Regions from separate parts of the Homo sapiens genome. Here region 1 is linked to region 2. Evidence: read pairs that join two places in POLR2A ChIA-PET (ENCODE). Cell type or tissue: MCF 10A. All regions are shown on one strand. Each heading gives the region's core, and the rest is flanking DNA. Links, peaks and the distances in the headings are about the cores only.

The links. Peaks named below come from ENCODE experiments on the same cell type or tissue, not always from the same donor. Only the 100,000 strongest peaks of a DNase experiment are listed, where the experiment ranks them.
Region 1: POLR2A ChIA-PET joins it to region 2 with 8 read pairs; 2 of 35 experiments call an interaction of 5 or more read pairs at or near these places.

The regions. Positions count from the first base shown.
Region 1 is chr10:75,487,982-75,493,358 of GRCh38, reverse strand. The region is part of intron 2 of LRMDA (leucine rich melanocyte differentiation associated); the gene reads right to left. Among named protein-coding and RNA genes, the nearest start is that of LRMDA, 59 kb to the right of the region's middle. In MCF 10A, for the core only: no CTCF peak of the experiment used is centred there; no DNase peak of the experiment used is centred there.
Region 2 is chr10:75,248,355-75,253,731 of GRCh38, reverse strand. No RefSeq gene overlaps it. Among named protein-coding and RNA genes, the nearest start is that of COMTD1, 15 kb to the right of the region's middle. In MCF 10A, for the core only: no CTCF peak of the experiment used is centred there; a DNase peak (open chromatin) is centred at 2,561.

The DNA.
Region 1 (5,377 bases), core at 106-5,105, 240 kb before region 2:
ACACACACACCCAATCTCAACCCTCTATGGCTCTCTCTTCACGGAGATCCCAAAGAGCCAAAACTTGTAAGAATTCCGCTCACTTCCCAACCTAGGAAAACTTGTTCTCCAAGGATATCCAGGAAGGGAAAGCCATATTTTAGGATCTCGAGGTTGGATTTTGGTGATAAAGTTTTAAATTGCTGTCCATTATTAATCTTAAACTCACAGCAGTCAGCCCCGAGATATGCAAATATAACAATTCATAAAAACAGCCCCTTTGTTAGTTGTGCTTGAAGAGCTTTTAAAATATAATTGCAATGCAGTGCAAAGTAAAATAAAAATTCAGATTTTCTTTTACCGAGGCCATGAACAATACTGTCCCTTTTACAGCAGCGGAAAGCCTCAAGACATCCGTTATATTCCTTCAATGAGCTTTGTTCAATAAATGCTAAGCCTTGAAGCTTTTAAATGTATTAAAGTGATTATGATATCATCACTCCAAAGGCACTTCAATAGAACATTAAGACAGAAACAATTTTCCTCCACACAAATGGTATAACAGTAACAAAAAGTTGATTAAATGCACATTGTATCAAAAATATTTTTGGTATTTATAGACATATGTAGATAACATTAACTGTAACCCACACCATGGGCAGGGAACAGAAGAGAAAATAATAAAAGCATTAGGGGGAGAGCAAATTTTAACAATAAATCTTCAAAACTTAAACTGTGGTTTGACTGTGACTTTGCTTGTGGATTTATAGTCAAAGTCACACTACATAAAAGAGAATAAGGCTCAAAATTAATAAATTCTAGAGGAGAACAAGTCTTTCTTTCCTCTTCTCATAAGCAAAAATATATTCCCCACTCACATATGCCATACTTCCTTAAATGCCTCAATGTGACGACTAGCAGGAAATGTGAATCAATTTATTTAAAACTTCATTTAACATACTGCAGGCAGGCAATGACTCCACAAGGGGCAGATACCTAAAGCGTCAAACCAGGAGGTATAGAGAGGTTAGGAAGGAGGCCAAGAGGTGGGGTCAGAGCAAAACCGCAAGATGTAAGATTCTTTCTGTTGCAGGCTCATTACAGAATGCTCTTAGCACAGATAAGGGGATTATGAATTCACATGTGAATTCATCCCCTATTAAACTTTCAGCAAAAGGGTCAGTTGGCTGGAATGGCAAAGCCAAGGCACCATGGTCACATGCCAAGGCAGAAATTACTCGTAGGCTCTCCTGACGGATGTAAGAAAAAGGGGACATTTCAGCCCTTTCTCTGAGTGTATCTACATTAACATCTACATCTGCTCAGTTCTGTGTCCTGCTATTTTGCTCAGCTTTATCTTGAGGGCACTGTTCCCAAGGCATTTAAAACTTGACCATAGCCCTTTCCATGGTGGTTATTTTTTGTAACAGCTGTTTATATAGTAAGGATATCAACCCTATGCTTGTCATAGTTGTTACAAATATTTATCAATTGTTTTGCCTCTTACATTTGCTCACGGAGTTTTATAAGATGAAGGAGTTTCCCATCTTGAAATTAAGAAAGAGGAACATATTCCAAGGAACAAAGGGAGGCCTCAGAGAAGACAGAGGAGAAGACAGCACATTCTCAAACCAGTCAAGACCAAATCCCTACATCTGACCAAGTGCCATTCAACTTGTCTTATCCCCTAGGCGAAAGAGAAAGTGTCTATGTTTCTCAGTGGAAAACACTCTATAAACAATGCTGACTACACAAGAAAAGCCACTGACAAGGCCTTTTATTACCCAACTTGGGGCCCTTGTGATTTTCTTTATGGGAGAGTATCCTTGTCCATCACTCCAAGCACTGCTCCCTGGCCCTGGCGGCTTCTTAAACCAGCCCAGAGAAAGTAATACATAACAAAGGGCCAAGAAAAATGGGAAATAAAGACCATACAGTGGGTGACAAGTTCCCCCACTCAAGCAACTAGCCAGTGCCGCAGGCCAGAATTGATTTTCTATACGACATCAGAAAGGATTACCTCTCCCCCACAATACCGCCCAGGGGGATGGAGTGCAAATCATAATTAATTCAGGCAAATTCAATTCTGAGAGTCCGAGTGACAAATACTTTCCTTATAATATAAAGCACAGTCTCAAAACATCTTAAAACAGTTGGTGGGAGCTATAGCAACACACTCAATGCAATAATGACACGAAGCTACATAATAAAATGCCTACAACCAAATAATAATTCTTCCAAGTCAGGAAAGAATATTCTTTTAAAAAATAAATTCAAGCTTCAAAGAAAATGCATTTCCATTAATAATGCTGCCTCTCCTTCCTTCCTGATGGTATGGGGTATGTGGGAGTGGTGGTCAATTTAATTCCTTAACTATCTTCGTCCACTAGACCCACAAAAAATATTCTCTGTGTTAGGGGAAAAAATTATTATTGTACTCCTGATACAAGGAATCAGATGGGAGAGGAGAGGTTGATTCCATTGCCAGTGTGACCTAAACCCACAAGAACCTAAAAACAGCATAACAGTCAACAACACATTAGCCACATCAGCAGAGGCGTATTAGTGATACCCATAATTCAAAACAGACAAAACACAATTTCTTCTTGGTTTCAGAGTCTAGGCCATTGAGTGGTAGGGTCACATAGATGGAAAAACATTGGATCAGCAGGCAGATATCCCAAAATCTAGTTGCAATCCCTGAACTAATCAACTAGAGGCCTTGGGATAATCAATGCCTCTCTGGAGGGCCTGAGTCTCCTCTCTAAAATGAAATGGTTGACTTTCATGTCTCCATATGTTTGTTCAATTCTAATATTCTATGACTGTGTGATTATTACAATCTTCCTAAAGATATTCTGCTTAGAATTAGGTTAAATGAGTTTCTATTCCTTGACCCCAACAGCTAGGCAAGGGTGAAAACACGCTGAGTGAAAAAGAAGCTGACATTCTAGAATTCACAATTAGAGGGTTAGCCCCAAAGCAGAAAATCAGAAGTTGACTCTGTGTGTGTGTGTGTGTGTGTGTGTGTGTGTGTGTGTGTATGTGTACATGTCATATATGCACATACATATTCTTGGCCAAAATACTTCTCATCATCACTAATTTTTATTAAGTGCCCATCAGGGAACACCTCTATTTAGTTAATTATATGTGTTCAGAAAGGTTGATAGGAGTAGACTTTGAAACCAGACGACTGGCTCACATTCCAGCTCCTTGGGCAAGTTACATAACATCTCGGAGCCTCTATGTCTTCCATTTAGAGAGTAGGAAAGATAATAAACAGTGCCTTACACATAGGATTATTGTAAGACACAAATGACATGAACCACATAAAGCAGGCACAGTAACTGCTATAATCATTATTACTTACCATTACCACCACCACTACTGCCTCTATCAATATCCCATTGGGTTGTTCTAAGAGTTAAATGAGAACACATATGAACTATTGAGCGCCAGTACCTGATACATAGTAAAAGATAATAAATATTGCCATTATTCTTATTACCCATGACATTCATCCATGGAACATTATTATACTACCCTCATCAAATAAGCTCGTAGCATTTATCTTAAGTCCAATCCTTGTTTTTCCCCAACAAGGACCATTTTCAATGGAATAGTTCTAGCACTCAAGCCCCCTCAAGCACAAACTACAAACCCCAAACAATCTAACACTTCCTGGTGATAACAAGGCTTGGGGAGAGGAACCAAGGAGTAAAAGTTGGAAGACTTATTTTCCTCCTCTGAAATATAAGAAGGTAAGAGCTCATGAGGTCAGAGCCTACTTCAAACTCCGACATCGTACAATCCTACTTGCCAGCCATTAAAAAGTATGGCTCACATACAGGGCCCAACTTCCTCTCACACAAGTCTTAATGTTTGAGAATCCCAAATAAACAAGTTGAAATCCAAAGGACTAACTTTCACATACAGCTGAAAGCTGTGGGAGGTTGTTAGCAAAATCTGGGCTTGGCCCAATTTTGTTCTTCATATGAAATAATGAGATGAACATTTCTGGACACCAAGTCACAGAGACCAGTCCAAGAATTTTTCAGCTACCCCCTTTAGTTTCCTTAGAACAATATTCAGCAACACTCCATTTTATTGTCATCCTCAGCTAGTGAAATTTTTTTTTTTTTTTTTTTTTACTAAAAATCCAAGGGGGTTGACATAGTTTTGCCCACAATGGGGTGACTGCTGTACAGTGAGATGTCCTAACTCTTTACTCCATGGTCGAGGCGGTTCAGCAAGGAGGTCCCTCTCTGGTTCTTACAAGGCACATGAAATAACAAGTAGGCATTACATGCTCCTTTGGTTGTAACCTATGTAATTTATCTTTCTGGGAAAGGTGCACAAGGTCATAGAGGGACTCATGTAAGAACTCATGTGAGGACTGAGATAACTCGTCACAAACGGTCACAGTTTGCCAATTTCAGTTGGTTCCCACGAAGGGAAAGAAAACTGTATGCTGAGGGTTAAGGGGGCTCTTGGCCATAAAGGGGAACATAAGTGACTGCGCTTCTGGGGAACAGGAAGGCAGTATTTTAGCATCCCCACCCAGTGCCTCTCCTTTCCATACCCACCCTCAGCCACAGCGCTGCCACTCATCTAAATTTTCCTTTGGCTTCAAGAAGGATGTTGCTGCTGATGCTAGACCTTTGAAGAGCAGCATATTCCAGAACCATAGGGACAGTGACAGACACTCCCCTCCTCACCTCTGCCTCTTGCTTACTTAGGGCCTGAAAAGTGAGTCTCAAAAATCCGATGGGCACAAAAGAGGACATGAAGAAAAAAACAACAATGCTAACTTTTTATCCTTATTATTTAGTTACTTTATTAGAGTTTTCCTAACTCCTCTGCACAAAGGGAAGGGTAAGCTAGAGAAAACTAAGTGGCTTTGTCATCAAAAGCCCTCACCACACTGGCACACAAACACCTGTCAGTGCAAAAGATGCCTCTTTATCAAGCCTTCATACCTACCAGGAGCCAAGCACACTCTGAGCTTTCAGACTATTTTCTTCCAATGTTTTGAAGTCCCTTTCAGTTCACATGAAGGCTAACGATTTCAAAAAGGTGGGGAAAAGAAAGGAAAAGTTCTTTTTTTTAAGAAAAAGGAAAAGATACTGTGCCATGATTATGAAGTCCTAAAAGCCTTTTAGCTGACAGCATAGGTTTTGTTGAAAAGCCTCTAAGAACCTCCACTGAGAGACACAATTCAGCAATAAAACAGAGGCAGGGCATACACCATTTAGCATCCTCAGCCTCCCAAATTCAGTACCCCATTTTATGCCATAAGTCAGGTTTCTCCCTCAATAGCCCTTTGGAACTCTCAAGGTCCAGAGTGGCATCAAACCAACTGACACATGAGTTGATACATCATGTGCTGCCAACA
Region 2 (5,377 bases), core at 284-5,283:
TCATTTCTGGCCTCTGGTAATTCCCTTACCTTCTTAAAGGCTCTTCCATTAACTGAAGGGATTTCAAAAGTAATTTTTCTAGCATTGTTAGATGTTTTGCAGCTAATAGATTTGTGTGTCTTTAGTCATCATATAGATTTAAATCCAATTTGTTCCTTTTCCAATGTTCATGCTTTCAGCAAATAACTATGAACCACCTACTTTGTGCCAAGAACTTCTGAGAATTTAGTGGGGAGCAAGACTGAGCCTGTCCCTCCCCACAGGGTCATTTACAGTCTATGGGGAAGCCCAACACTTAACCAGGCAACTGCACCTCACAGTTAATCAGTGTTCTGATGGAGTAAGCATTAGTAAACAACACCATTCTGAGATATGTAGAGGCCAGAAACACTCTAATATTCAAATTGGTTCTCTTTCTATAAAAATTCAACATTTATTTAAGAGAAAGGACTATCCCACAAAGCAAAACCCAGGTTCTTTTCCTACTTTAGAAGGCATTAGGGAAGCTGTCTGTTATTATTCAACTACATGTTGCTATTGAAACATACACTTTTTAGGGGGAAGATCTGGTGCCCCACCTCAACCCCAAACTACTCAGAAAATAAATTATTCCAGCCACGTACAGTAGCCTCCCAGAGGATGTTCTGGTAAATTTTTTTCATCTCACTACATTTACACTGGTATTTTAGTTGCTGCCCCAGCCATCCCTTACTTCCAGTGTTCTGGGTAACTACTGCTGCATAACAAAGCACTCCAAAACAGTGGCTTCAAATGATAACTGTCTGTTCTGGATTGAATTGTGTCCCCCCAAAAGATATGCTGAAGTCCTAACTCCCAGTACTTCAGAATGTGAACTTATGTGGAAATACAATCATTGTAGATGTAATGAGTTAAGATTAGGCATACTGGGATAGGGTGAGGCATATTGGATTAGGGAATCCAATATGACTTGTATACTTATAAGAGGAGGGAAATTTGTACACAAAGACACACAGAGAACACAAGTGAAGATGGAGGCAAAGGTTGGAGTGATACAGCTACAAGCCAAGGGATGCCAAGCATTACCTACCACCAGAAGGTGAGAGAAGGGCCTGGAACAGAATTACCCTCAGAGGCCAGGTGCAGTGCCTCATGCTTGTAATCTCAGCACTTTGGGAGGCCAAGGCGGGCAGACCACCTGAAGTCAAGAGTTCAAGACCAGCCTGGCCAACATGGTGAAACCCCATCTCTACTAAAAATACAAAAATTAGCCAAGCAGGGTGGTGTGCACCTGTAGTCTCAGCTACTCAGGAGGCTGAGATAGGAGAACCGCTTGAACCCAGGAGGCAGAGGTTGCAGTGAGCCAAGATCACACCACTGCACTCCAGCCTGGGCAACAGAGTGAGACTCTATCTCCAAAAACAAAAACAAAACCCAAAAAAAGAATTACAAATTACCCTCAGAACCCTCAGAAGGAGCCAACCCCACCAACACCTTGACTTCAGATCTGGCCTCTGGAACTGTGATAAAATTAATTTATGTTGTTTTACCCAATTTGTGTTTTACCTAGGAAGGCCTTGAAAACTAATACCCTATCATTTTATTCTGCTCATGAATTTGGAGGTTACCTGGACACAACTAGGCAGTTCTCACTCTGGACCTCACACATGGCAGACAGCTCCAGAGTGGCTGGGGCTGGGACTGTGTCATCTCAAGGGCTTCTTCATGAGTGTGTCTGACACCTGGGCTAGAAAGACTCAAACAGCAGGGGCTGAATGAATTGGGGCCCCTGTCTGCCTCTTACTTTGTGTGGTCTCTACACATGGAGGCCTCCACAGGGGAGATGGACTTCTTACAGGACACCTGATGGCTCTCAGATCAAGGGCTCAAGAGAATCTGGGAGATGCGATGTGACCTTTTCTAACCCAGCCCCGGAAGTCACACGGCATCACTTCCACTACATTCTGTTCAAAAAGGCTGTCGTAGAGGCCTTTCTTGTCTGATCAGATTAGTTCAAGGTAAGGGACGTAGACTCCATCTCCTCATGAGATAAGTGTCTAAAAATTCTGTTTTTTGTTTGTTTGTGTTGTTTGTTTGTTTTCCTGAGACGAAGTCTTGCTCTGTCACCTAGGCTATAATGCAGTGGCATGATCTCTGTTCACTGCAATCTCTGCCTCCCTGGTTTAAGGAATTCTCCTGCCTCAGCCTCCCGAGTATCTGGGATTACAGGCACATGCCACCACACCCAGCTAATTTTTGTATTTTTAGTAGAGACAGGGTTTCACCATGTTAGCCAGGTTGGTCTCGAACTCCTGACCTCGTGATCCACGCCCACCCCTCCTTGGCCTCCCAAGGTGCTGGGATTACAGATGTGAGCCACCATGCTGGGCCGAATTCCCTGACATGCTTTAAACCCCCACAACAGCTCCGTAAGGAGACATCTGGCCCGAGGGATTGGGGAAAGCTCTGTGGAAACAGCAATGTCTGCCAGCCTGAAGTCATAGGCATGAGGCATTAGACAGGTGAGCAGGGCAAGTTCCAGAGAGAGGAGCCACTCCCCTTCTACCCCCAGCCCTGCGCCTCCTGACTAATGCTGGAAAACTGCTCCTTCCTTTCCTCACCCACCAGCCCCAGGCTCAGTACTTCAGCTGAGGGCACTGGCTGTATGCCAGGCCCTGAAGGCATATGATCCAGCCCCTCCCCAGTTATTGCCCAAGCCAAAAGTCATCACTGGGATCCTCTCTACCTGCTACCCAAGCCAAAGGCCAACCCCAGGCTCCTCTCTGCCCACTGCCCAGGCCAAAGGTCATCCCTAGGCTCCTCTCTGGCCACTGCCCAAAGGCGGTGGAGGCGAAGCTCAGGTGCTTTCTGTGCCTTCATGAGTGTATCCGACACCTGGGCTAGAAAAAGGACACAGGCCCTCCTTTTTTTCCCTAGTCTAAGGCCATTCCTGCCCCTGCCTTCCCCATGAATCTGGGGCAGCCCTCAGAGAGGGCTCCCTACACACACAACAACCACCCAGGGTTTGGGGAATCAGTTGCAGGGTCTGGAGCAGTTACTCTCCCCCTGCTCACCCCACTGTGGCTCTCAAATTCTCTGCCTTCTGAAGGACCTCTTCGAATCTCCCTACCCTACTAGGTCACCTACTCGTCAGTGTCTGGACTGAGATTCAATGTCAGGCCTGTCAAACTCTAACCTGAGATCCTCTCTTCTCCCATCTTCTCACCCTCCTCCTTCTCTACTCTTTCTCCTGCTGTTTTTCCCTCCTTTCCTCTGTCTGTCTGTTTTTGTGTCCCTGAGCTCTTTCTTTCTTTTGCTATAACACCTCCCCGAAAGAGGGGCTGTTTAGAGGCCAGAATTATCTCTGAGTTGGGTTTGGGTTTCTCCACAGTCATTGGTACCAGAATCTGGCCACACTCATTAGGGAAAGTCCATCGAGGAATGCACCATGGTGACTTGCTGCCTCCCCTCTACTCCACAATGGCTTTTCCTGGGTCTTTAGTCTGAGACCCAGAGTGGGATGGATAGAGAAAGAGAGAAGGCCAAAGACCAGAATGGCAAGGGAGGAGGTTATGCCCCATGGTCAGACTATGATAGGACAGATGCAATGAAGGAGACAGAAATTAAATTCTTACCAATAATCAAATCATCCCAACCTAAAAGCTCCTGCCCAAAGAGGCACTGCCACTTGCCAGCTGACATTAACTATGTCACTTCATTTCTCTGAGCCAATAATAATCCCCTCCCTAGAGGGTTGCTATTACAATTCAGTGTGATAAGGACAGTTGATTCCATTTGGAATGCTTTGGGCTGCAAATAGCAGAAGAGTCAACCAAGACTTGCTTGAGCAATATAGATATTTAATTATTTCATATAGGAAGTAAGGGTCTTCAAGCTTGGTGCAATGATTCAGAAATGCCAGCGAAAACCCAGCTTCTTTTTATGTTTCTGCTTCACTATTCTTAGCTTGTTGTTTGCATGCCATGCTCTTTCCTCATGGTTGAAAGCTAGCTGCTGCAGCCAGCCCAAGGTATCACATCCAAGAAAAGGAGAGGAAGGCTGGGCGCAGTGGGTCACGCCTGTAATCCTAGCACTTTGGGAGGCCAAGGTGGGCAGATCGCTTGAGGTCAGGAGTTCGAGACCAGCCTGGCCAACATGGTGAAACCCCGTCTCTACTAAAAATACAAAAATCAGCTGGGCATGGTGTTGCAGGCCTGTAGTTCCAGCTACTCAGGAGGCTGAGGTGGGAGGATTGCTTGAACCTGGGAGGTGGAGGTTGCAGTGAGCCAAGATTGCATCACTGCACTCCAGCCTGGGAGACAGCTGTGTCTCAAAAAGAAAAAGAGAGACAGAAGAGGGAAATTAATAATAATAATAAACACCCCTTCAGGTGAAGAACTCATTGCAGGTGATCCAAGAACCCCACACTGAGAAATTCTGCCCTGTGGTGTGATCACCTGATTGGATGCTCATTCTCATCTCAGATGCTTTTGCATTGTGAAAACTCCTTCGAGGAAAAAGTGATGCCCCAGTGGCAGAATTCCATGTGCCTGTGGGGCTAGGCGGGGGAGGGAGAAGGCTTCCTGGCACCTCAGGTCACGTCACAGAACTTCAGAGCTGGAAGGGACCCTGAAAGATCCTCCTGCCAACCAATCACACAGATGGGGAAACTGAGGCCCAGGGCAGACCAGTGATTTCCTCACAGTCATGTAGTGGAGCCAGGGCCAGGGCCAAGGAGTCCTGGCTCTGAGCCCTGTTGGTGCTCTGGGGCGGTGCTCAGAAGGGAGGCTTGGGCCAGGAAATATGGGGTCTTAGGTGGACTCCCAGAAGCAGACTCTGAGACCGAACTCCATTCAAATGATCTGCTGTGGAGGTTTGGAGGAGAAGGGGAGTGAGAGAAGTAGGGTAGGGAAGGGGGTGAAGGCGAAGCTGGAATGTGGTCTCAGCTGGAGTCCCACAGTAGCCTTATTCCCCGGGGATTCTGGAGCATAGAGAGCGTCACACAGTTACTCCCGCTCTTGTACCACCATGGAAGTCAGCCACAGTGTGCCCAGGTTTTGGCAGGCAGAGCGTGGCCTTCCACGTGGCGGTGGCTCTCGTTTGGCTAAGGACACATCTCCAGTGAAGGGGCAGCTGTGGGGCATTAGCAGTGACACCCCCTTCCCCCCAGCAGCTGGGGGACAGGTAACTGCAGACTAGAAGGAAAATACACAGGTCTCTTCCCCAGAGCCACGAGTCATCCCTGGTATTGTCAGCACAGAACAGTGTCCAGGGGCATAGGCAGTCCCGCCTGCCACCTCAGTTTCCCTGTTCATGAAATGGGCGTGCAGGACCAAGGGCAGCCAGGCTCCCTTCAAGCTCTGCCTTTCTGAACTCCTGGGATTCTGCTTCCACCTCT